3 separate regions of the Mus musculus genome follow, and regions 1 and 3 are each linked to region 2. The links are chromatin loops, found by intact Hi-C in ENCODE. Cell type or tissue: left cerebral cortex. All regions are shown on one strand.

Region 1 (8,000 bases), 390 kb before region 2:
AAAAACAAAACACTTCAGTCTACTCCGTAAGAAAATGAAACAACACAAATAATGGGAAACTACAGATTGTGTGCCAAGGTACACAGACACAGCTTGCAGTGTAAGGAGGTACCTAGAAGACTGGTGCCTCTGTTTCAAGGCCATGACCTAACTACCAATCTGCTGTTCAGGAAGTGGGGGACCCCCTCCCATTTCTCTAGCCCAGGAAGTGATGGTCAGAGAGGACATGTGGTAGTAGATTATTTTATAACAAAAGGGACTGAGGGAGTAAGTGAGGCTGATGCTTGTACCAAACAAGTATATTCTCCAAAGGACCTGGTGATGCTGATCTGGCATGGCTAGTATCAGTATTGTTCTGGCTCCCCCTCCCACCCCCCCAGATTATGAAGTTGTCCTTTCAAGTATAAAGTTAACTTAAGCAAGAGCAGGAAGATAAGCAGAGATTCAAATCAGATTCTCACTTCCTTTTCTGTCACTTATGAATTGAGCAACAGAAACAAACAAAACACAAGCCTTCCTTCTGGTTGCTTACACTGTCATCTGAGCTCCTATAGTCACAGGTTCAAATGAGTGAGGTCTCCCCAGCAGCAGACCTCAAAGAGGCAGAAACCCCAGGCTTTATTTTATTTCTGTTTTATAATCCTTATTCTTAGTTTTCAGTTTCTCTCTTTCTTCCTCCATAAAGATATTCCTCAATTCCAAGTTACTAGCCAGAAAGCAGTGGCAAGCTCTTGAGAAGAGGCCAGCAAGCATAAAAAGTAAAAGCTGCTCCTGACCGTTAATGGCACGCAGTGCTTACAAGACTGCCCGTGAACACCAGCTCCACTACATGGCAGTGCTTTGCTGTGGGGCAAGTCATGTAATTAGTCACTTGGACATCTGTTTACAACACCAAATGGAAATTTAAGACCATGAGACACTGAATACTGCTCTGTGTGTAGTAAATGATCAATAAATGTTAACTATTACAAACATCATAAATTCAGGGATGTCCTCTTCCTCTTTATGGAGGCAGAGTACACGGAGCTCTAGTAAACACTTATAAGAGATATTTTCACAAATAAAGCTTGACTAGAAATGTATAAATACATTTATTTCTGCAAAACAGAGTTAATGTTAATTCCTCTTTCCTCTTATAAAGAATCATATTTTAAAAGAAACAAAGGGAGCCCGAATATAAAGTTGTATAAGTACTTCATTTAATAGAATAAATCTAGAGGCTAACTATAATGTTTGATATGTTCTCAGAAGTAAAAAATCTATACAAGAAAAGAACAGTTGTTCTTGGATCCTACAGTATAGTTTCAGAACTTCTAGGGCATAGTCTAGGATTTAATTTAGTCTCTGACCCCTTTTCCATTGTTCCTACTAACTACTCCATCCTCTTACTTCTGAGGCTATCATCTCCCAAGTGACACACACTATGTAAGCCTCAAGATTCCTGTTGTTCTTCATATGCTATCACATCAGGCAAAATCTAACTGGCAGAGATACTCAGCATTTTAAGTTCTTTATATTTAAATTTTCATGATTATCACGTAAGCTACATTTAAACTTTCCAGAACACATCACATAAACAAACAAACAAATCAACCAACCAACCAAACAAACAAAAAGCTGCCACTGAACTCACCTTGTTTGCCAAGATTTAGTTGGTTTATATTCCTGCATTTCCCAATATTTTATTTAGCATTTAAAGAATAACCAAGAAATTCAAAGGATGTACCCTAAATACCAACAGGTGAAAAATTTTGAATACTAGAACAGCAAAGTGCTGCTTAACAGTTATCAAATGAAAGAGCAAGGCGTATTTACATTCTCTGCATATTCAGCGTATTCAGCAAGGCATATTTACATTCTCTGCATATTCAGCGTAACGCTTTATGAAATCTCATGCTTCTACACTCAAAACACTATGCCCACAGTTCCCTCCCATGTAAAAAAAGACTTGTTGAACACAAGCACATGTCCAAAGCCATGAAACTCAATACTCTGTTCTGATTCTTACATTAACCAAGATCCAAAAAGCTGAATTTCTGATTATTACTGTTAAACCATGAGAACAATTATCAACTTTATTTCTAGTGTTCTATCTCTATATGGAAAGCTACCTTTAGCTTGTTTCTTAGAGACAGAAATCACAAAGGGCAGCTAACATGCCACCAGAGCAATCACAATGAAAAACCTGCCAGTCAAGGATTTCAAGACAGGTGACATTAAGACTCGTCCTTCCTAAGTGTCTTGCCACATGCTTTTTATCCTTTTATAAAAACAGTCTTACTTAATGTTTAAGGAAGAAATATAAAAAGAGCTATAAATTAACATCCTTGGTCACAGATAAGCACGTATGTAACAAGATTATATACGTATGTCAGAAGTGAAATACAGTGTTTACTGATTTTGATACTGACTTTTCACTTAAATAAAATACTAAATATGAAAGATTGCTATACTGCTCACATTTGCCTCAAATGCTTATCACTGTTTATAACTTTAGCATCTTAACTTCTAAGGATAACCTGATCTTCACTTAATGCCAATCTAGAGTTTATTCAACTCAATTTTCTTCCACCAGGTAAGTTAGCTTCTAAGTGACTCCCTCAGCTTTTCAGATATCCCAAGGGCTATAAACATGGACTCAACACTACTCTGGCCAATAAGTATGTGTGGTTTTAAACACATGATACTGATTTTCAGGCGGAAAAATGAAACAAAAAGCTAATGATAGGTTGCAAAAGAGAAAAAATGAGAGGCCATCTCCTCATTTACCTTGGTCATTAGGCATTTTATCAGAGGAGTCCGCTGACAGGTCAAGCACAGGGGAAGAGGAAACAAGAGCAAGGATCACCAGCTTTGAAGATGGACAGACAGACGTCTTAAAGGAAAAATACAATTCCCACAAACTTCCAAGTAAATTGATAATAGAAAAGAAATTCAGGTTTTCACCTCTCCACAGTCTCAGTACCCAACTCCATTTAATTGGCCTAAGCTTGCCTGGCTTACTATTTTATATTCTTTTTTCGTGAGCTTTACATAAATGGCTCCTTCTAACCTCATCCTCCACAAAAGTTGACATTTAAACTTTTATTTATTTATTTATTTATTTATTTATTTATTTAATGTAAGTACACTGTAGCTGTCTTCAGATGCACCAGAAGAGGGCATCAGGATCTCAGGTGGTTGTGAGCCACCATGTGGTTGCTGGGATTTGAACTTCGGACCTTCAGAAGAATAGTCGGGTGCTCTTACCCACTGAGCCATCTCACCAGCCCCTAAACTTTTTATGTTAAGAGACTGTGTGTGCTGAAAGAAAACATCTGTCAGAATATTGTGCAGTATAACTCTGTAGAAACCTAAAGAATCACATCTGATTTCTCTGATAAAAACTAAGAGATCACTGTAATTCTTCTGCCCAGATACAGACAGCCAACGTTTCCCTCTGGGTGGACTGGGAGAGTACCAATTTGGTGGCCAGTGGGTAGGAGAGGAATTCTTTGGAAGTCTTTACAGTGAGGCTGGCAAGTCCATTACCAGTGCTCTCCACATGCTGCAGTCCCATTATAGACAACACAGTAAAACCCTTGGCTCGGGGAGAGTTACCTTTAGGTGTTCTGAACTGTACAGCTTCAGACATGGGCCCCATGCCCTTTGAGTTCCGGGCCTGGATTTTGAAGTAGTATGGCGTATCAAGTGTTAACTCTTGAATCTGGTGAGTCAGTCTGTTTCCCACAACTGGTTCAATAACCCAGTCATGTATCTCTGCATTCACATCCGTGCTGTAATAGATGATGTAACCTGTCCAGAGCAATTAATAGAAAAAAGAGATCCCATTTCTGCTTTTCTTTTTGCAATCTGAAAGTCAATAAATGTCTACAATATAGTATCTGAATGAAGTATCATGAGGGCTCTGACTTAGAATCACGTAGTTCTGGGACTCTGCAATGGTATGCCATGCTCAATTATGATAAAAATCATTTCCCAGGAGGAAAATGCTCGGCAGATTGGAAAACCTGACAAAGTTCTAAGGGTGGGTTAGGTCACAGAGGCTGTCACCAGATATTTCCACCAGGGGGCACTCAATTCCCACAAATGAGGCAGGATGCCTTACAAACATAAGCCTTCTTGATCTACACTACAAAATTGTGATTTAAGGTTTTAAAAGACAAAGCAAAATGTAATCTGAGTTAAGCTATATTTGTTTCTTTTATAGAAGAAGCAAAATAGGAACCTAAGAAAATGACTAGGATTTATTGGGAAAGGACATCTTATTTAAACGTTACAGGAACATACTAGGTATGGTGGCACACTTTTAAGCCCAGCACTAGGCGGGAAGAGGTAGATTGGTCTCTGAATTAGAGGCCAGCCTGATCTACACAGAGAGTTCCAGGACAGCTAGGACTATAAATAAAACACACACACACACACACACACACACACACACACACACACACACACATATATATATGTATGTATGTCTCAAAAAAACCAAACCAAAACAGACAAAAAAAAAGTTACAGGGACAAAATACACTTTCTGAGTCATTAGGCCATCTTCCTTGTATTTCAGAAGGCAACTGGTTCTTTAGCAAACTTCTAATGAATGGGGCACAGGTTCCAAGCATCTGCCAGTATTCTACTATGGGGAATTTCTCTCTGAAGTCCAAAGGGGGGGCCGAGGGGTGGGGGTGGGATCCTGAGATCTTTGGTAGGCCTAGGGTAATTCAAGCTTCTAACTCTACTAGTAAGAGCACAGAATTGTGAAGTGACAGGCCTTGGGCTGTAGTGGTGGTTTAAAGCCTAATGGGATTTGGTGGGGCTTGTAAGTAGAAAAGCACAGTCTATACAGACTAGATAATTTCCAGTAAAACTGGACACACAAGTTCAAAGCAAGTCATCTGGGGAGTGGACAGCATTTTGGAAAATAAACGTACCCATCAAGCTGCAGTAGAAAAATAGGTTGTCCCACCATATATTGTTAAGTAACACTACTGGCTAGACACACAATTCCATGCTACCCTTGCTTCAATTTCAAGGACCAACATGACTCACTACACTCCATACAAGGACCCAGCCAGGTTCACATCCCCACTTTATTGATGACACAGAACTTGCCCAGTCTAAGGCGTCTTACCTGTAATCTTGCCGTTAGCTTCAGAGGGAGGCTGCCAATTCACTATGATGGTTCTAGGTTTTCCTTCCTTACTCACAACTGTCACATCCTTAGGTGGAGAAGTAGGAACTACAAAATAACAAACACTATCCATTTTAATAGAATTCAATTTTCCAATTCTTTTCACTGATAAGGAACAGCAAATGCATAGAAAAAAGACAAAGCCCCCAGCTTTAATAATGCAAGTCTATGTATAACCAATCATTTCTAATAAAAAGAAGACTATACAAAGTATCAAAGAAAAACTAAAACCATGAGGATAGAGAATGGGCCTGTGGACTGGGAGGTGGTTCCAAGCACACACTACCATCTGGTATTTTATAGTTTGCATTTTCTTAAGGCTATGACAACCTAGACGGGCAAGTGCCATTGTCCCTTGTTGGGAGGTCAAGGCACCAAAACTGAGAGCAGTTACATAACTGTCCCAGACTACTTCCTCTCAATTGATTTGGCTTATTTGGTAGGACATTTTAAAGTGTTAAAGTTTTCTCTCTTGCTCAGAGTTGACTCTTAAAGTCAAATATGGCTTTTAAAAGCTCAATTCCCTCTAAGAAGAAATTTACTACTTGGTATTTTTCATTTTAAGCTCACACTGAAAGCATACTACCAACTGCTGATGTTAATGATATAAATAAAAGCTGTTCATGTAGCAGAAAAGATGACAAAAGAAGCCGGGCGGTGGTGGCACATGCCTTTAATCCCAGCACTTGGGAGGCAGAGGCAGGCGGATTTCTGAGTTCCAGGCCAGCCTGGTCTACAGAGTGAGTTCCAGGACAGCCAGGGCTATACAGAGAAACCCTGTCTCGAAAATAACAAAACCAAAACCAAAAACAAACAAACAAACAAAAGATGACAAAAGAAAATGGCTTTCTATGTTACAGGTGAGAATGTCTAATGTAATAGCTAAGTAGGAAAATGATCAAATCAAGCATTCCTTCAAATCGCTGCTTCCTAAAACATTCGAGTTTTAATATAAAATGGAAGAGCCTAGTGAAATGAACTCCTAAGGGAAAGTAAAATTTTCTCTTATTGGTCAGTAAGCTGAAAGTAAAGCAAAAAGATATTCTTAAATGGAAACACTGAGTGTGGTGGCACATGCCTTCAATCCCAACACTCCAGAGGCAGGCGGGACGGACTTGGATGTCATGTTCGTCTATACAGTGAGTGTTAGGCCAGCGAGGGCTACACAGTGAGACCCCGTGTCAACACGAAGCCAAACAAACAAACAACAAAATAAACAGAAAAGAAAGCAAACTAATAATTATTTGCCCCTTTCTATACTGTATTCCTAACTCTCCAGTCCAATCCCCTTTCCTGGAGAAATTCTAAGCAACTGTGCAGAAGGGCAAAACTGGTTTGCACAGAATGTGGAAGTTTGGTTTTCACCAGGCACAGAAATAGGTCAGAATACATAGATTCTCAAGGCTGCTCATATCCTTACCCCAGCAAAGTGCAGGGGAAACAGGGTCTCAAGGTTGGCCGCCTACTCTTTCCTTCATCTACTTAGTTATGCTTTCTCCCTCACGTGTACTAACAAACAGCAAAGGCCAGTCCAGCGAAGGATCTTACAGAGCTGCTTTCCAAGAAAGCCCTGGATTACCCAGCAAACTGTTCAGACTAGGCAACACAGCTGGGCAACTGCTGGGTCAAGGGCAGGTCACTTCATTGTTTTCAATTTCAATTTACCAGTAAGCAGGATTAATACAATAATATCTTGTATCTACCCACCCACATGCTTTTCCATCTGTTCCTCATTTTGCCTTATAATAACCTACTAAAGTAGAAATGGGGGGGCTATCACCCCAAACAAGATGGAGGAAACTGAGATTCAGTAGGATTAGTTGGCATGCTCATGAAACAATTGGCAGATGGCTGACCAGAGATTGAATTCTTGCAATTTCTAAAACCTAGTCTGTCTTGCACTGCACTATTCTGCTGTTTACTACTGTTTTAGCAAAGTGACCCAAAAATTCACAGTAGTTGAAATGGCAAACACAACTGAAATGCGGCTGCCCACCGGGTTCTGTAGCGAGAGCAGTATGTGCACTGCCCATGTCCAGTGGACGCAGGTGATAGGATGTGCCACAATAACAGTGTGAATTCTACAGGCTTTCGTATTTCACAAAGAGAAGAAGTGTCATGTGACATGGGATTGCATTATACTTACCTAATTCAAAGGTAGCGCCATGAGCTGTCATACTCCACGTGCTTGACCTTCTGCCTTTGGTCACCATCACAGAGAACTCATAGAGCGTATTTGGCTTTAAACCAGTAACCAAATAGCTTAACGTCGTTGCATTTGCATTCTGGAAAAGCATGAATCAAAGAACTTTAAAACAAGAAAATCCCACTGATTAGCTTTTTGCTCTCAAGGCAAATGTTCAGTACCTTGTACTTCGTGTTTGCTGGGATGTTGGTCTTCCACCGGACTGTGTAGTAGCGGGAGTCTGTAATCTTCTGGTGTTTGGGCAGGGAGTTGTCTGCCCAGGTAATCCTTATGGTGTCGTGACTCAGAATGGAAGCCTGAACTCCCACTGGTGGCATCATGGGAGTGGGATCTGGCACTGGAGTGTATGGAGCATTAATAACAAATAAATCAACTTCAGAAGTGTCTGGGTAAAAAGTAATTAAGAAAGGGAAGTGGCATTTTAACATAAACAAAAATAAAAGGGAATGCAGGGGAGTATAATGGAATGAAAAATGAAAAATGGAAAAAAAGAAAGAAAATCCAGAGTTAATAGATAGCCCTCATTCATTCAGAAGAGCACTTCTAATGTGTTTTTTTTTTTAAAGGAAAAATTGTAGGAAAATGTTAAACAAAATAGTACTTA
Region 2 (8,000 bases):
ACCACTGTATTACAGAAACGCAAACCACATCCCTGCAACATCTGCTTTCTGGTTGCCAGCAGGGCTGGTTTCCACACCTACAGAGGACAGAGTCTGCGAGCTTGAAGAGCTTTGGCTGACAGTCTGACAGGGAAATTGAGATGTCAGGAGAACACTCTGTGGAAGTCCATGCTTCATTGTGCTTCGCTGATACTATGAAGGCCCTCGGCTCCCAGAAAACAGACATCCCAACAGCTTCAGCCTCTGGTTTTCCAGGCTCAGCCCTTTCCCATCCAATGTAATTCATCCCAAAGTGAAAGTCCTGGGCCAGTGCCTCATCTCCCAAGATGAGAAGATGCCATTCCCAGTCTAAGCGCAGAATCCTGTTACCATCAAGGAACGTCCTTGCCCTTCATCCGTCTCTGCTGCTGACAGACCAGCTATGCCCCTGCCTCACCCCATCTCCTGAGCCCTTCTAGGGCTCTATTAGTGCCAGACAGGGAGGAGGGCACTCATTGCCCAGGACACAGACCTTGTTTTTGAAGAGACAGTCTTGAGATTCTTTCTTCCCCGTCTTGTCTCTTTGGAGGTTTTGTTTTGTGGTTGTGTTTTTTTGGTTTTTTTTTTTTTTTTTTTTTTTTTTTTTTTGACCTTTAAAGTTCTGTTCTTATCTTGGCTGGCAGGGCTCCTGGCATCAGCAAACACCTGATTAGAGGGCAGTATCTAGAAAGCTGCTTGGACGAGACCTCAGAGACCCTGAGCTGTGGAAAAGGTTAACCCAGCCAACACAGGGGCCTTTTGCTCCAAAGTAGAAGCAAACTTGCCCCTCAAAACCTTTCAGATCATGGGGGTGGGAGTGGGGTGATGTGGATTGGTGTTCTGATGGGCTCTGCTATTTCCTGTTTAAATCCTAGATGTGCTTTTATAGCCTTCTGGGTCAGGGTCTTGGGTGGAACACCTGGGGCCTGTGCTGCTCTCTGAATTCTCTGGAATGAAATTGCTTTTTCGCTCTCTCATTTTAAGGTCCTAGGAGAGAAAACCAATAGCAAAGGCCATGTCTGGAAGTAATTTGGGTTGGGGGAGGGGTAGTCATGAGGCTCCTGCTGCTCACTCCCTTGTTCTCTCTCTCTCTCTCTCTCTCTCTTTCTTCCTTTCTTTTTTTGTTTCACTCAGGCAATGAAGCCTTGTCTGCTTACTCAGGACTGCTCTGCATAATTGTCCCCTAGAAAAGCAACTGGCTAGTAAAACATTCCAGATGCCAAACAGATAATCTGAAATGACTGCTGTTCATTAAGGAATCAGTTCAAGAAGGACTGTAGTTCCCTGCGCCCTGATAAACTGGGAGAGGACATCAAGACTGCTGGGACTGTGTATGGGGTCAGAAGTCTCACCAGGCTCTGTGAGGTGTTGCTGCTGTCTCTCGTTCCCCTCCGGGAGCTCTGGATTTCTTAATTTGCAGCTGGAATTGGAGTCATCTCTCATCTCCTTATCTTCCCCAATACAAACTCACATTGACTGACCCAATGAGGAAGAGGCCCAGATCATCCCCCCAAAACTACCCGACGAGATCCAGCTTGCTAGCACAGGCCACAGAGTCACCCACACCACAGCTGTACTTTTACATGAGAAATAAACTTAGATTTAACTTGCTCCAGCTCTTGCTAGTTAGCCTCTAAGACTAAACAACAAAAGGTTTTGCAAGCCTGGAAAGACTCAGCAACAGCTTTGCAAGGGATCTCCACACTGATGGGGAGTCGTCCCCTCATCTTCCCAGATGAGTGTGTTCTTATAGTTCAGCTGCCTCCGCTCCTCCCAAAACTGATCTTGGGAATTTATATTTAATGGGCTTTAGCCAACCTTCAAACACATGTGACTTTGCCAGTCCACCTCCCAAATCAATTAATCACAGACACCTGGTACTGGTTCTCAGTAAACAGAGGCAAAAAATGCTTCTGTTTACAGACACTCTGTAAAGTGTCTGTCTAGAAGGTATAAGACCTTCCCTTCCTCCCTGAGCACCAGACACAGAGATACACATTTGTAATTCCAGGAGCTAGAGGGAAGAGGATCAGAAGTTCAAAGTTGGGGCTGGAGAGATAGCTCAGCGGTTAAGAACGCTGACTGCTCCGGGGGTCTGAGCGAGAAGAAAAAAGTGTCTGGGGACAGCTACAGTGTACTTACATATAATAAATTAATAAATCTTTTTAAAAAAAGTTCAAAGTCACCCTTGACAACGCAGTGAACTTGAGGCTAGTCTGGGCTAGTAACCAGTCTCTGGCCAGTTAACAGCTGAGAGCCATAACAGAAACACTTTGGATACTGGGGGTGGGGGTGGGAGATAACGTCCAAGATCAAAGCCAGGGAAACACATTTCTATTAACAAGTTCAAAAATTATAGACAGAGTAGAAAATTGGTCAGGAGCTAGCAGAACTAGCAAAATAGAAATAGGCCAGGCTAGATGAGGCTGAGAATGAACTGGACATCAAGCCTAGCTTTCCTGCCTCTTAACCTACCCTCTCACATAGAACCGTCACATCAAAGGAGGAAGGGCTGGATTTCTGTAGTATCACCCGGAACAACTAAACCAGGATTTAAAAACTCGAGTCTATAGTCCTTCCATACTGTACACATGATTGTATCCCTTTGCGGCTTACTCTGGGGTTGTTCAAAGGAACACCACCTCCGAAAGGGTTATCTAAGGGGTCTGAGTGTTAAATCTGATCTCTAGATTGAACAAGATCGCTTCAGTCTTAGCGGAAGCCTTTGACTAGCTGAAAATCTCAAGAGGTGGACTCCCCGTGCCCAGCACCACTAGGGTCTGAGCAGATTCCTCTCGCGGGAAGCCCTTCCCATCGTCGTGCACCCTCCGCCTCGCCACTGCACCAGACTTAGAAAGGAACCGGCCTAGTAAAACCATGGAGGTCAAACACTGGCGGAGGGACGGATTAAGAGACAACAGCGTGGCTCGTTGTCAATGGGAGACCGACTACTCTAATCGCGAGGTTTGCTGCTTCTTCGTTATCTGCATGTCTTATCTTACTAGGGAAGTAAAAGTATTCTCTCGCCCCCACCCCGGACACACACACACTCTATCTCAGGCTATCAGTGAATATCGGGAAGACGTGTACGGATTGGGAACCACACTACTGCCTTTGTTCATCCAAGGACAGAATCGCACAACAGCGTCGCCCAGCGCCAGCGCCAAGACTTAAACAGAGCGAACCCCCAACGCCAGCCCTGTCGTCGTCCCGCCTCCAGCCCACCCATAGCTCCACCCATAACTGGGGCTGCAGTTCCGTCGTAGCTCCGCCCATCGGGAGGAAGAGCCTGTGGCGCGCGGGTGTGACGTTACGCACGTCTACGTCAGCACGCGCCCAGCTGGGAGGAGGCGCGAGCCGAGAAAGGATCCTGTAGCCACCGGTGCGGCGGTGTGTGCACATGGCGCTGTGGCGCGGCTCTGCGTGCGCCGGCTTCCTGGCGCTGGCCGTGGGCTGCGTGTTCCTGCTGGAGCCGGAGCTGCCGGGCACGGCGCTGCGCTCGCTCTGGAGCTCCCTGAGGCTGGGACCCGCGCCAGTGCCCGTGGGACCTCTGTCCCCGGAGAGCCGGCTGGCAGCCGCTTGGGACGCCCTCATCGCGCAGCCCGCCCGGCGCTGGCGCCGCGTGGCTGTGGGGTGAGTGCCTGCGGGGCCTGCCTGCGGCTCTGGGCCTCCCCGGGAAGTGCGCGCGCTCCGGGGTCCGCCCGGGACTCGGTGGTGTCTGGGTTGCCCTCTGGGCGAAAGTGTCGGACGCGTGAGACGAGCCTTTTTCCGTCATCGCTGCAGGGATAGTCAGCATATTTCCACCCGGTTGGCCCTGCTCCCTGTAAAAGCAGCTCTCATAGCTTCTTAGAAATTCAACTCAGCCTGTCACTTGTAATTTTTGAGGTTACTCTGTTGTCTGTCTTCCAGCCCTTTTTTGCCGACTGTTCTCAGGTGGCCACGATGGTTTTCCTATTTTTTTAGCACTCTTCCTAACGTACTTAAAGCTAAATGCTTCTGTCTCTAGCTGTTGACTTTACGTCATCCGGTCTGAAGACCACTCTACTAAGACTGCTCATTTTCATATTCAACATTTTTTGTTAAGGATTCCTTACCAGAACTCTGCGCCTTTCGCGTTTAGCACGCCCTTCTCGAAACTACCTTCTTCCCCATACTAAGTGATAGTTCATATTTTTAAGGTTCTCTCAAATCACAGTATCTCCTTTCTTTGTGAAACTCACAGAAATGTATCCAATTTTTTTTACACTAACCTTAGTCCCTCTTCCAGTTAGGCTTGGCTTTCTTGTCTTGTCAAGGGCACTATGCATCAGCGAGTTTTTTAGTATGTTTTTCTTTAGGTTAGAGTTGGTTTTTTTTTTTTTTTTTTAAATGTTGCTTCTGTTGTTCCTTTTTGAACTACAGCCTCCTTGGCTGGTCTGGAACGTAAGTAGATCATTAGAACATAGATCATTATCTGATCTGTTTGCTTCCTTTTTCTTTCTTTCTCTTGTCTTTTTAGTTTAGTTTTATTTTTAAATTATTCTTCTTTAAGACAGGGCTTCTCTGTGTAGTCCAGGCTCTCCTGGAACTCACTCTGTAGACCAGGCTGACCTCGAACTCTAAGGACCAGCTGCTTCTGCCTCCCTGGTGCTGGGCTTAAAGACCTGGCTTTATCAGGTTCTTGATCATCTTTCTTGGAGCTATGTCAGGTGTGTGCTGGGCTCTGAGGGCATATGTATGGAAGAAGTCAGGTCTGTGCTGCATTTTTTTGGAAGCAGCTTGAGCAGCTACAACAGAATAACTCACACTAGTTGCTTAGAACAACATAAACTTTCTGTGACTGGAGACCGATAGTTCCAGATCAAGGTGCCAGGGTGATTTCTAAGGAAGCTGATGCTGGGGGTGCCTTTCTTCTTTCTTCCTACCTTGGAGCCAGTCAGCTTCTCGTGCTCTCACATGCCTTTTACTGTATAGTTCTCCAGAGTGATGTCTTTTTCTCTTATATGGACACCATTCCTGTTGGATTAGGGGCCACCTACTTAACCTTAATTGCTCCCTGAAAGACCCTAAGTCCAGATACAGTCACAGTGGGGATTGGCGTTTGTCTTAGTTACTTTTCTATTGCCATAACAAAACTACAGCTAAAGCAACTTGTAGAAGAAAGAGTTTATTGGGGGCTTACAGTTTTGGAGGATGAGTCCATGACCATCATGACAGGGAACGTGACGGCAGGCATGATACTGGAGCAGTAGCTGAGAGTGTATATCCTTATTCAAAAGTAGGAGTAGCGTAGCTAACTGGAAAGGGCGTGGGCTTTTGAAACTTCAAAGCCCACCCCCACTGAAACTTCTTCCAAGAAGGCTACACCTAATCCTTCACAAACAGTTACACGAACTGGGGAGAAAACATTCGAATAGATGAACCAATAGGGAGCATCCTCATTGAAACCACCACAGGGTTCCCATGCAAGAGTTTGAGGTGAGGTAGGGGAGATACATTGTCTATAGCAGTTGTGAAAAGTGCTGTCCGTGTTCAGCTACCAATAAGAGCAAGGCAGTCAGCTATTCCAATGAATGACTCATTCCTCTCAGGATGGGGCAGTAGAAAAAGCTCCAAGAAGATGATGTTCCATTTTCTATTTATGTAGTAATAAATCACCCCAACACTTAGTGATGCAGAACAGTCATATTTCATGATCTAAGTTATGATTGAGTTCAGCTGAGCAGTGGTAGCTTGGAGTTGTATGTAGTAGGATGGCGGCTGGGACTAGATGTATCATTAAGATTGATCAAGGCTGGGACGCCCACTGAGGATTTCCACCTACAGGAAGTGTCTTCTAGCTGTTCATTTCTCACAGCAGAGACTAAGCTAGGAGAGTGTCCAAAGAGAGCAGATATTTGCCTTATGTTTCTTGATTTAACCATAGGATCAGATTTCCCAGAGTCTAGTTTACCAGGTTTTACTGAGAGGGCACATGGATCACTCCTTGGTGGAAGGAATATCAAAATTACATGATAACAAGACCATGTAGATGGGACACCTTGTTGAGACTATCATAGGAACTATTTTCCATAGTTAACTTGTATGGTAGAAATAGAGGGAACAAAAAGGTTTCTTCAGGTCAAGGGACCAGATACATCTACTGAAGAACTGAATATGGGGAAGTTTACAGTTTGGCCAGAGTCCATGATAAAGAAATAATGCAGAGTCAAGTGTGGTGCACGCCTGCAGTTCCAGCTCTTGAAGCTGAGGCAGGAATGTAAATGTGTATGGTTTTCCTCCTGGCCCCAAGCTCCCAAAATAATGACTCTGAGACTCAAAATTTATTTATGAACACCTTGGCCATAAGCTTTGGTTTATTCTCCAACTAGCTCATAAATTAATATCCTGTTCTAATCTAAGTTCTGCCACAAAGCTGGTTACCTCTCTTCAGCTCTAACAATTCTGTTCTCCATGATTCTTGGCAAATCTTCCAAACCTGCCTCCATCCCCCAAACCCTTTCTCCCTATCAGTTGTCCTACCTTCTGCAAATCTGCCTCCATTCCTCAAACCCTTTCTCTCCACCAGTTGTCCTACCTTCTGTTCTACCTTTCCCTATAGGCCATAGGCTTGTTTACTGACAAGCGATGCATCCTTACAGTACACGTTATATTCTCTCTTCACAGGAAGAGTGTAGGATTGGGGCCATCCTGGAATACAGTAGCAAGACAGTGAGAATGAGATTGCTAAGAGGGAATCTTTGAAGGTCTTTTGATTCAGTTAGTAATGGAAAAGAGCTGTGAAGATTTGTGAACAGGCAAATGCCACTAAGTTTCTTGTTGAGAATATCTGATAATGGAAAAGTAGATTTTTGAGCAGCCATTTTAACCTGTTCTAACTTCTCGGCATCTTTTGAAGGGTAAAGGCATGGGGTGGGGAGAACAAATGTACCAGAATTTAATTTTGGAGTGACAGTGGATTATAGTTTGACACACTGATTCATTTCTCACTCAAAACACAAAATTTGGTGTAATCAGTAAGGCAGGCTGTGTCTGGACACCCTGACTCTCTCTGGTAGAGAGAAATTTGTAGGACTCCGGTAAAAGGGCGGGAAGAAGCAAACCATTGGCAGTGGTACTGGAGGGTAGGCAGGCAGGGCAGTTAAGGGAAGCAGGCCCTCCATGTGAGGAGGAGCAACTTTATGAAGCAGGTGGTTCCACGTATTACCAGCACCACAGATGTTAAGTGTCTCAGAAATATTGGTTCCCTGTGGTCACACAGCCATGGTGTTGGAAGTACAACGTAAGACTGGTCTTTCCCACTTCTGCATTCACGTTCAGCCCCCAGAATTACCATAGTTTAGGGACAGAGAGCAGATGGTAAAGGCAGTTACTCTAGCTAGACTTGAGTGGATGGAACTACATGTTCTTGTGGGATTTCAGATGAAATGGCTTCCGAGAATGAGGCTGGAGTTAGGATCAGGCTAGATGTTTTTGAGATGTCAGTGCTTCAGTGGACCACACCTTGGCTTTCTAGGAGTGTAACTCCTCCCTGCTTCTGAATTGGAGCCTGGTACCTATTGCTTCTTATAGGATAAAATGAAGCCCTCACATTCACAACGATTCTGTTTGCCCTGAGCATTGTTCTCTTCCTCCGAGTTCTCCACTCTAGATCACCATTCATGTTGTGTCCTAAGACAAGGTTCTTTCACCCACGGTTTTGCTTTCTGTGCCCCATGCCCAGAATTTAGTATCAGATGAATCTACCTTTGAATTAAGCTGCTCCAGTCAGGCTTTTGGAACGTTAGTCTGTACTGTAGCTTTTCTCAGCTGGAGCCATGATGACTAGTTACTAATTACTGATCTCAATTAGTTTTCTGACTTTGTGTTCCTTATCTGAAGATGTCTTCCCAACTTCAGTGCCTCAGAAAGAGGCACCATCCAGGGCATAGCTTCCCCAGCCCTTGAGTCTCTTCCGCCGGACATCTTGTAATTACGATTAGTTCTTGTCATATGTGAGGAAG
Region 3 (8,000 bases), 61 kb after region 2:
GACCTTCAAGACAGAGGAAGGGAAAAGTCCATGATTCAGTGTGAAATCAGAGACCTCAATACAGGAAACTGTGATAGTCAGAGACTGTTCTGAGTCTGATCTCTTGGACTAGGGGAAGACTTTTAAACGGGGAATGAAAAGTCTCTCATAGCCTAACTTCTAAGACTATAGACATGGACGTGGATGTGGCTGATCCACGTGGCATGCAGTCACAAAAACTGAGTAACCACCTGCGGAGTGGCCCCTACAGACTCATATGTTTGAATGCTTGGCCTACTGGAGGCATGGCCTTATTAGAGCTGGTACGTCCCTGCTGGAGAAAGTGTGTCCCTGTAGAGGCAGGCTTTGAAGTCTCCTATGTCCAAGCTACATTCAATGCAACACAGTTTCCTGCAGCCTATTGGTCAAGATGTAGAATTCTCAGTTCACTTCTAATGTCATGCCAGCCTGTATGCTGACATGCTTCAGCCAGCCCAATTAAATGTTTTTCTTTGTAAGAGTTGCCTTGGTCATGGTGTCTGTTCACAGCTAAGACACTACCCATCCTTCCTTGAGCCAGAAGGTAAAGGTCCTTGCCACTAAGTCTAATGACTTGAGTTCAATCCTCAGGATCCATAGGGCAGAAGGTCGTCCTCGGACCTCCGCTAGTGTGCTACTTCACACATGTGCAAGCATGCACACATGTACACACACACACACAAATAAAATATAAAACACTTTTTAAAGAAAGAAGGACCCATTGGTTTTATGGGCTGAGATGGCTCAGCAGTAAAAGTGTTTGCCTTACAAGCCTGACAGTCTGAGTTCAATCACTGGAACTCACAATGGAGATAGAGAACTGGCTTCTAAAAGATGTCTTCTAACCTCTACATGCATGCTGTGGCATATGTGCACCTACACACACACACACACACACAAACTGTACTCGTGGTGGCGCACGCCTTTAATCCCGGCACTCGGGAGGCAGAGGCAGGCAGATTTCTGAGTTCGAGGCCAGCCTGATCTACAGAGTGAGTTCCAGGACAGCCAGGGCTATACAAAGAAACCCTGTCTCAAAAAAACAAAAAAAATTAAAAAAAAAAAAAGCCATAAACTCAGCATATACACATTGTCACCTGTCAAAAGTAAAACAAAGGCCTAATCCAAAGTCCATAATTCTAGAAAAGTCTCTAAATGTGCTAACCTTTTTTTCCGGCTTCTGTAGTTCTGCTTCTGGCTAACTGTTTTTGTTAACTGAAGTATGTCAACTCAAAATATGGTTTTTGTGCTTAAAACCTCATCCTGAGAAGGACTCAGGGCTACACTGGGATCCTGAGCACCCAGTATAGTCACCTGCCAACCAACTAATAGACTTTCTATTGCCTTAAATCCGAGACTGATCAGTCTTCTCTGGTGGATATCCCACAATAATGGTGCCAGTATCGTAAACCTAGAACATTAAGCAGATTATTATTTATCTTTTAGCTTATGCACTGAGATTTCTTCTCTGTACTGAGTATTCTGCTGGTATCACTCTGCAAATAAAATGGCAAACAAAAGAGACCCCTACAAGAGACAACACTGCATTATAAGACTGTCAACCAGAAGCAACTAATTTGTCTGTTTTCCATGGTGTTTTTCAAAAGACAATATAAAAAAAAAAACCACTAAAATCATTCATTAGTTCAGGACAGGGTTTGAAACCCAACAGTAAAAAGTAAAAAAAAGTAAAAAGTAAAGGACAAGGCTTCATGTTTTTATTAGGGATGTCTCCGAAGTTAAATACAATTACAAACATAGTCCTCAAAAATCAACTACTGTCAAAAAGCTAAAAATAGAATAATCAGTCCTTGCCCAATGGCATATACCTATGATCCCAGCACCTTGGTACTGAGGCAAGAGAACTGTAGTCTGATCCTAGCCTAGGCTATATAAGACGACCCTATCTCAAATCAACAAAACATCCTATGATCCAGCTATCCTCCTACTGAGTACATACCAAAATAAAATACACTCATTCTACCAAAGAGATACTGTGTTCTTCATCTACTGCAGCATTCTTCACAGTATCAAAGTACATAGTCAATGGAGTTGCCCAAGGATGGATAAATAACAAATGGGTAAATAAACTGTGGTATGTGTTAAGGCCTAGGTAAAATATTAAGGTCTAGATGGACTGTTAAAGCCTAGGTAATATGTTAAGGCCTAGGTAACAGATACTTGACTACCCTGCCATTATAAGGAAACTCTCTCCTATCTCTCTGCTGTTGCTAGGAAACTTTCTGATGCCAAGATTGATTACATATTCTGTTATGTTCTGTGCCCTTGAAAACCAGTCACAATAAAAAGTCAATAGGACTGTTTTATATAGTTACCCACAATAAGCTTGGATCTGAACCAACCACCCAACAGTATTTCCTGTACCTGTGTTCAAGTTTTTATGGTATAAGCTGCCCCCGAGATGGACCCCAACATAAGAAAGATACCCGCCCCAATATAAGAAACTATTTGGAATAAAACTTCCATTCTGAGTAGTGGTCGAGTAAAGTTTATGTTCCCAAAACCTCCCTGGGAACTGACATCCTACTTGGCAGAAAGAGACATGTACACAGGTAACTGACATCCTGGTTGGCAAGTTAAGACATGAATATTAGACAAGTCCCATCCTGGTAGAGAAGTTAGGACATGAATATTAGACAAGGCAGGTTTCCTGCCACAGTTGAATACCCCAACCAATGGGAGCAGGGTAAATGCACAACAAAACATGTTCCTAAGGAAATCCTATCCCTAAATCCTGATTGGTGAAATAATTTGGCACAGATGTTTGTGGATTTGGGGCTTAAAAACCCTGTAAGATCTTAACTTGGGGTCATGGTTCAGTTCCCGAATCTGGACCATGGCCCTAGTTGACCAGTCCTGGGGCATCTGCTCAATAAACTATCCCTGTCTGACTGCGATCAGTGTTTGTGTGGTTTGTGAAGAGATTCCTAGACTCCAGGAGTATGCATGTATTATTTAGACATGAAAAAGAATAAGGTGTAATCTGTAGTACTGTGGAAAAATTATGCTAAGTAAAATATGCCTGGCAGAGAAAGCCAAAGCATGTTCTCACTCCTATGTGGAAACTAAAAAAGCTGATCTCAACGGGGTAGCACACACCTTTAATCCCAGGCAGCCTAGTCTACTCTCTAGTTCTAGGTCAGTTGGGGATACACAAATAAACCCTATCTTTACAAAAAGGAACAAACAAAGTTGATTTCATGGAAATAGAGAGTAGAACAAGAGGTCACCAAAAGTTAGGAAAGGGAAAAGATGGAGAGAAACATTCAATAATATTCAATAACAGGAGCCAAATACCAACAGACAGAAGCAAATGCTTATGTGGGGGCTACTGTTTGCAACAGTTTATATGCTGAGATGGAAATGGTAATGACCCTGACTTGACCATCACACACAGTACACTTTGTACCGACGTATCATCACACTGTACCTCATAAACATACAACTATAAGTCAATCCAAAAAAAAGGAGCTAGGAGTGATGACGCACTCCTGTAAATCCCAGAAGTCAGGGGATTAAAGGTGGCTAATCCGTAGCCAACATGAACTACAGGTGCAAATACCATGTACATACAAGACTGTCACAAACAAGCAAGGTCATGAGTGATGCAAAAAGCCAGTTACTTCTGGGTCAGCCTGAATTCACAGAGGCTGTTGTAGAATTAACTAACGATTTAAACCAGCTGAGTTCTGAAACAGGGCTTTTCCGAAATCTAATCGCAGCTGGGAAAACAAGCCAGTCGCAGTGAGAGGGCAGGGGCGCTGAATGGTTCCAGGCTTCATCCAATTAAATTACCAATCTATGGGATATCAAAAACTGCCTAATGAAGGTGCAGTAACCCCCACCTCACGCCCACCCTCAAATCCTAAGAGTAGGAAAAACACCATTTCCAAAAAACCTCTCTTCTCTGCCCAATCCCAAAACAGACGAAGCGCTGCACACAGGTCAGCATTCGCCAAACGCCCAGCCAGGCGGGGAGCTGGACCGCGCCGCCTCCCGGAGGGACTACTTGGCGTACGCCCCGGCCCCGCCACCCCAGCCCCGCTGGCCGCCCCGGCCTGGCCCCGCCTGGCCCGGCCCCGCCACGACGCTCCGCCCTGAGGCCGCCGCTAAGCCTCCGAGAATCTCCCCGCTTACCATCCCAAGCTTCACTTCAGCCATCTTGGCTCCGCCCACCGCTTCGCGACCGGAAGCCGACCGTTTCCCGGGCGACCAGCTGAGCAGGAAGTCAAAGCCAGGGAAGGAAGGAGGAACCTGAGCCCCTAAGGAGTTGTGAGTGGAAGGTCAGGCTGTGAGGTCAGTGAGTTCCAGGGTCTCAGCCACAGATGGATGGCTTAGCTCGGAAGGAATAGGTGAGGGGACTCGCAGCCAGAGCTTAGATAGCTCTGCACCGGGCTGGACGAATTTAGAGTGGAGCGTGTCAGTTAGATAGTAGACAACGAAGTTTATAACTTATGTTTCCAAGAGATTTGGTCTAAGCCTTACATTGGCAACAAAGTTTTTCAATGACATTTTGTGAGGAAAATATGCTTTCATCGCCAGTGGAAACAAATTGGTCAAGCTTCCAATAAGAGCAGCTTAGCCACAACTACCAAAATTAAAAATGCTTATAACCTTAACCCAACTGTTTCAATTATAGGAATTTATTCTATACATATAGACATAAGACATGGCTTTACATACAGAGGTATCCGATGTATCATTGTTTGGAATAACCAACACCCAAAAAAACAACCTAAATACCCAACAGTAGAAATCAAATAAATGATAAGTTCATATTGTGTGGCATCTGAAAAGAGACAACTATTTACATGGTAAGAGAATTGCCAAGGTATTCTATTATCAGATAAGGACAATGTGCAAGAAATGCATACAGTGTCTATGTTAATAAGAAGAAAGCAAAACTAAGAATATTATGTACATAATTCTTTATTAGAAAATATTTCAACTTGGGCGTGATGGTGCATGCCTTTAATCCCAGCACTCGGGAGGCAGAGGCAGGTGGATTTCTGAGTTCGAGGCCAGCCTGGTCTACAAAGTGAGTTCCAGGACAGTCAAGGCTATACAGAGAAACCCTGTCTCAAAAAAGAAAAAAAAGAAAGAAAATATTTCTAGGATATTTAAATACTAAAAGTGGTTCTCTCTAGGGAAGAGAACTGTATAGCAGGCAAGCAAAGAGCAGAGGTAGGCTGTTTAGAACTGTAATTTTACTCTACATGGACATACTTGTTTGTTTGTTTGTTTGTTTGTTTGTTTTCGAGACTGGGTTTCTCTGTGTAGCCCTGGCTGTCCTGGAACTCACACTGTAGACCAGGCTGGCCTCGAACTCAGAAATCCGCCTGCCAATGCCTGCTCTTTGGAAGGCAGAGGCAAATGGATCTTTGTGAGTCTGAGACCAGCCTGATCTACACAAAGTTCCAGGAAGGACAGTCAGGACTATGTAACAAGACCTTTTCTCAAAACGTTTAAAATAAAATAAAATGGATGCCAAAAAATGATAATCTAAGAGAGACTACTTTCCTTAGAAAAAAGAGATGGCACAAGAAATGGAAAACCAGGTAGGTGGAGGCACACACCAGCATTTGAGAGGCTGCAGACAGATCAGACTTTCATAAACAGTATTAGTAACATAGTGAGTTCCAGGTTAGCCTGCCTGGCTTCATAAAATCCTGTCGACAGACAGACAGACAGACATAGATAGATGAAATCCTGTTTCTGGATAGATGGGTGGATGGATGGGTGGACAGACAGAAGTAGAAGAGTAGAAAGAAGAGTCCAAGCACACTGGCTCATACGTGCAATCCAAGCACTCAGGAGGCTGAAAGCAATAGGGCTTCCAGGAATGTGGGCTACCGTGGGCTACATATGGGTTACAGATTAGGCTTGGCCACATGCTAAGACCTTATCTCCAAAACAAACAAGCTGATCACAGTGACACTAGTCTGTAATCCAAGCATTCAGGAGGCAGAGGCAGGAGGATAACCCTCAAAATAGGCCAGCCCGGTCTTGAAGATTTAAAAGAAAAAAAGCAGGTAGAGGTTACCTATGAAAAAGGTAAGGAATTTATGGTATGCTACCATTTGTGGAGTGATGGGTCAGGTAAGAACACCTGTGGCTCTTGTAGAGGACTGGGGTTCAGTTCCCAGCATCCATGTCAGGCACGCAGCTCTCTAGTGCTTGTAACATGGTACCCTTCTGGCTTCTGTGGTGAACATATAAACAGTCCTTCATCTACATGAAGACAATAAATCCTTTAAAAACAAAGAGACAGTGGAAAGATGGCTTAGTGGTTAAGCACCCATGCTCTTGCAGAGGAGCCTGGGCTGTCTCCCAGCGCCACACTAAGGCTGACACTGCCCACAATGGCAGTTTTAGGGATCGTCTTCTGACTACCACAAGCACCAGGCACATGTGTGCAAGAACATAAATGCAAGCAAAACACTCAGAACACAAAATACATAAATATAAAACAATTGTAAAAGAAGTGGGACATATTGGCGTAAGTGGTTACTACATAAGTATAATGGCATGCAAGACACAAAACCAACGAACAAGAAATGAAAAGCCCATCAGGTAATTTTAATAGACACAAGAAAGCCAGACAGCTTCAAAGCAGCTAAATGAAAAGAATGCACCTTCAGATCAACAGAACTACATGTGTGTAGTTTACTTAGAGTAAACTGATATCATCATCCACTGTTCAGCAACTTATTGTCTTTTAAAGGATGAGTGGGTGAATGTAATTATGTTGTGTACCTTCTGTCAAATCTATTTGTCTAGTATGCTGTGTGGACTATTGAGTTTAAATTCCCATTTGGTCAATTACAAATGAAAATTCTGCATATTTCAGGTAGTGGGCATTGACATAGGTTTGAGAGGTTCTTGAGAAAGTGTCAATCTTCCTGGACTTCAGAATGGCCTGAAGACATGATAGAAGTCCTGTGTTACCTTATGCTTCATTTTAGTACTCACCCATCAAACATGGTTGGTGCACATGTCCTAGACATTACTCTCATTACTGAGAGAGGCCAAAAGTTTTGTCCCCCATTCCTCTTTTCTCCAACTTTCCCATCAGAAGGGATGGTCCAGCAGTAGTTTGATCATGCTTATCAATGAGCTACTATATCCACTCAGTTCAGCTGTGTAGACTAAATCCATAGATCTTTGTCCTTATGAAGCAAAGATCTCTGGGAAATTACAGATTGTACCTTGAGCTGTTATGGTGTGTGTGTGTGTGTGTGTGTGTGTGTGTGTGTGTGTGTGTGTGTGTTTTCCAGATAACATCCAGATGACAGTCCCAAGTGAAGGGACTGTCCAGAGAGAAGAGTTGTCCATGCCAGCGAAGGTAAGTTGGCCTTCACATTTTCCAAGGTATTTCCCAGGGACTTTACAATCCCTCTATTTTTAGTAAATGTCATATTGTAATAATAAAAACAATCATGTATACACATGTATTAAGTTATTTACTTAGGAAGTGAATGAAATGCAATTGTACCAAGTTATCCCCTGACCTGGTCACTGTGGGGAATGTTGTAGGAGACCTTTTTTTTTTCCCCAAAGGTGCTCCTTTTTATAGTTAAATTTCTGTAATTTTTACTCAAAAGATAACAGATGAAGCTGGAGCAATGGTATCGTGATTAAGAGTACGTGCTGCTCTTCAAAGGAATCAGGTTTGATTTCTTTGGTGGTTTCCCATTTTACTGACACAGCTTATATCAGACTACACTATCTCTCTGATAAGGGTTCTGGACCCTACACTGTCACATGGCAGAGAACCTTTATAACCATCTGTTCACAACCATCTGTAACTCTAGTACTAGAGGACTTTTCACTGTTTACTGGCCTCTGTGGATTCCTGCACACATGTGCTGCTGTAGTGGTTTGAATATCCTTGGCCTGTGGTATATGGCACTATTAGGAAGTGTGGTCTTGTTGGAATAAATGGGGCCTTGTTGGAGGAA

What was found. A loop is a pair of places that touch in the nucleus more often than their neighbours do. Peaks named below come from ENCODE experiments on the same cell type or tissue, not always from the same donor. Only the 100,000 strongest peaks of a DNase experiment are listed, where the experiment ranks them.
Region 1: it touches region 2 in a loop (2.9-fold over the local background); 13 of 42 quality-filtered maps call a loop at or near these places.
Region 3: it touches region 2 in a loop (6-fold over the local background); 4 of 42 quality-filtered maps call a loop at or near these places.

Annotation. Positions count from the first base shown.
Region 1 is chr9:58,899,314-58,907,313 of GRCm38, forward strand. It overlaps Neo1 (neogenin), which reads right to left. Exons shown (of 28, transcript NM_001042752.1): 17 at 7,558-7,733; 18 at 7,337-7,475; 19 at 5,131-5,238; 20 at 3,601-3,795. Among named protein-coding and RNA genes, the nearest start is that of Hcn4, 80 kb to the left of the region's middle. In left cerebral cortex, CTCF peaks have their summits at 3,149 (motif pointing right) and 4,062 (motif pointing right); a DNase peak (open chromatin) is centred at 4,069.
Region 2 is chr9:59,288,216-59,296,215 of GRCm38, forward strand. Adpgk (ADP-dependent glucokinase) reads left to right here and starts at 3,357. Exons shown (of 7, transcript NM_028121.2): 1 at 3,357-3,651. The coding sequence starts at 3,419. In left cerebral cortex, a CTCF peak has its summit at 3,190; a DNase peak (open chromatin) is centred at 3,289; H3K4me3 peaks cover 1,928 bases; H3K27ac peaks cover 1,445 bases.
Region 3 is chr9:59,349,234-59,357,233 of GRCm38, forward strand. Bbs4 (Bardet-Biedl syndrome 4 (human)) reads right to left here and starts at 4,275. Exons shown (of 16, transcript NM_175325.3): 1 at 4,177-4,275. The coding sequence starts at 4,200. In left cerebral cortex, no CTCF peak of the experiment used is centred here; DNase peaks (open chromatin) are centred at 3,672, 3,693 and 4,217; H3K4me3 peaks cover 1,752 bases; H3K27ac peaks cover 930 bases.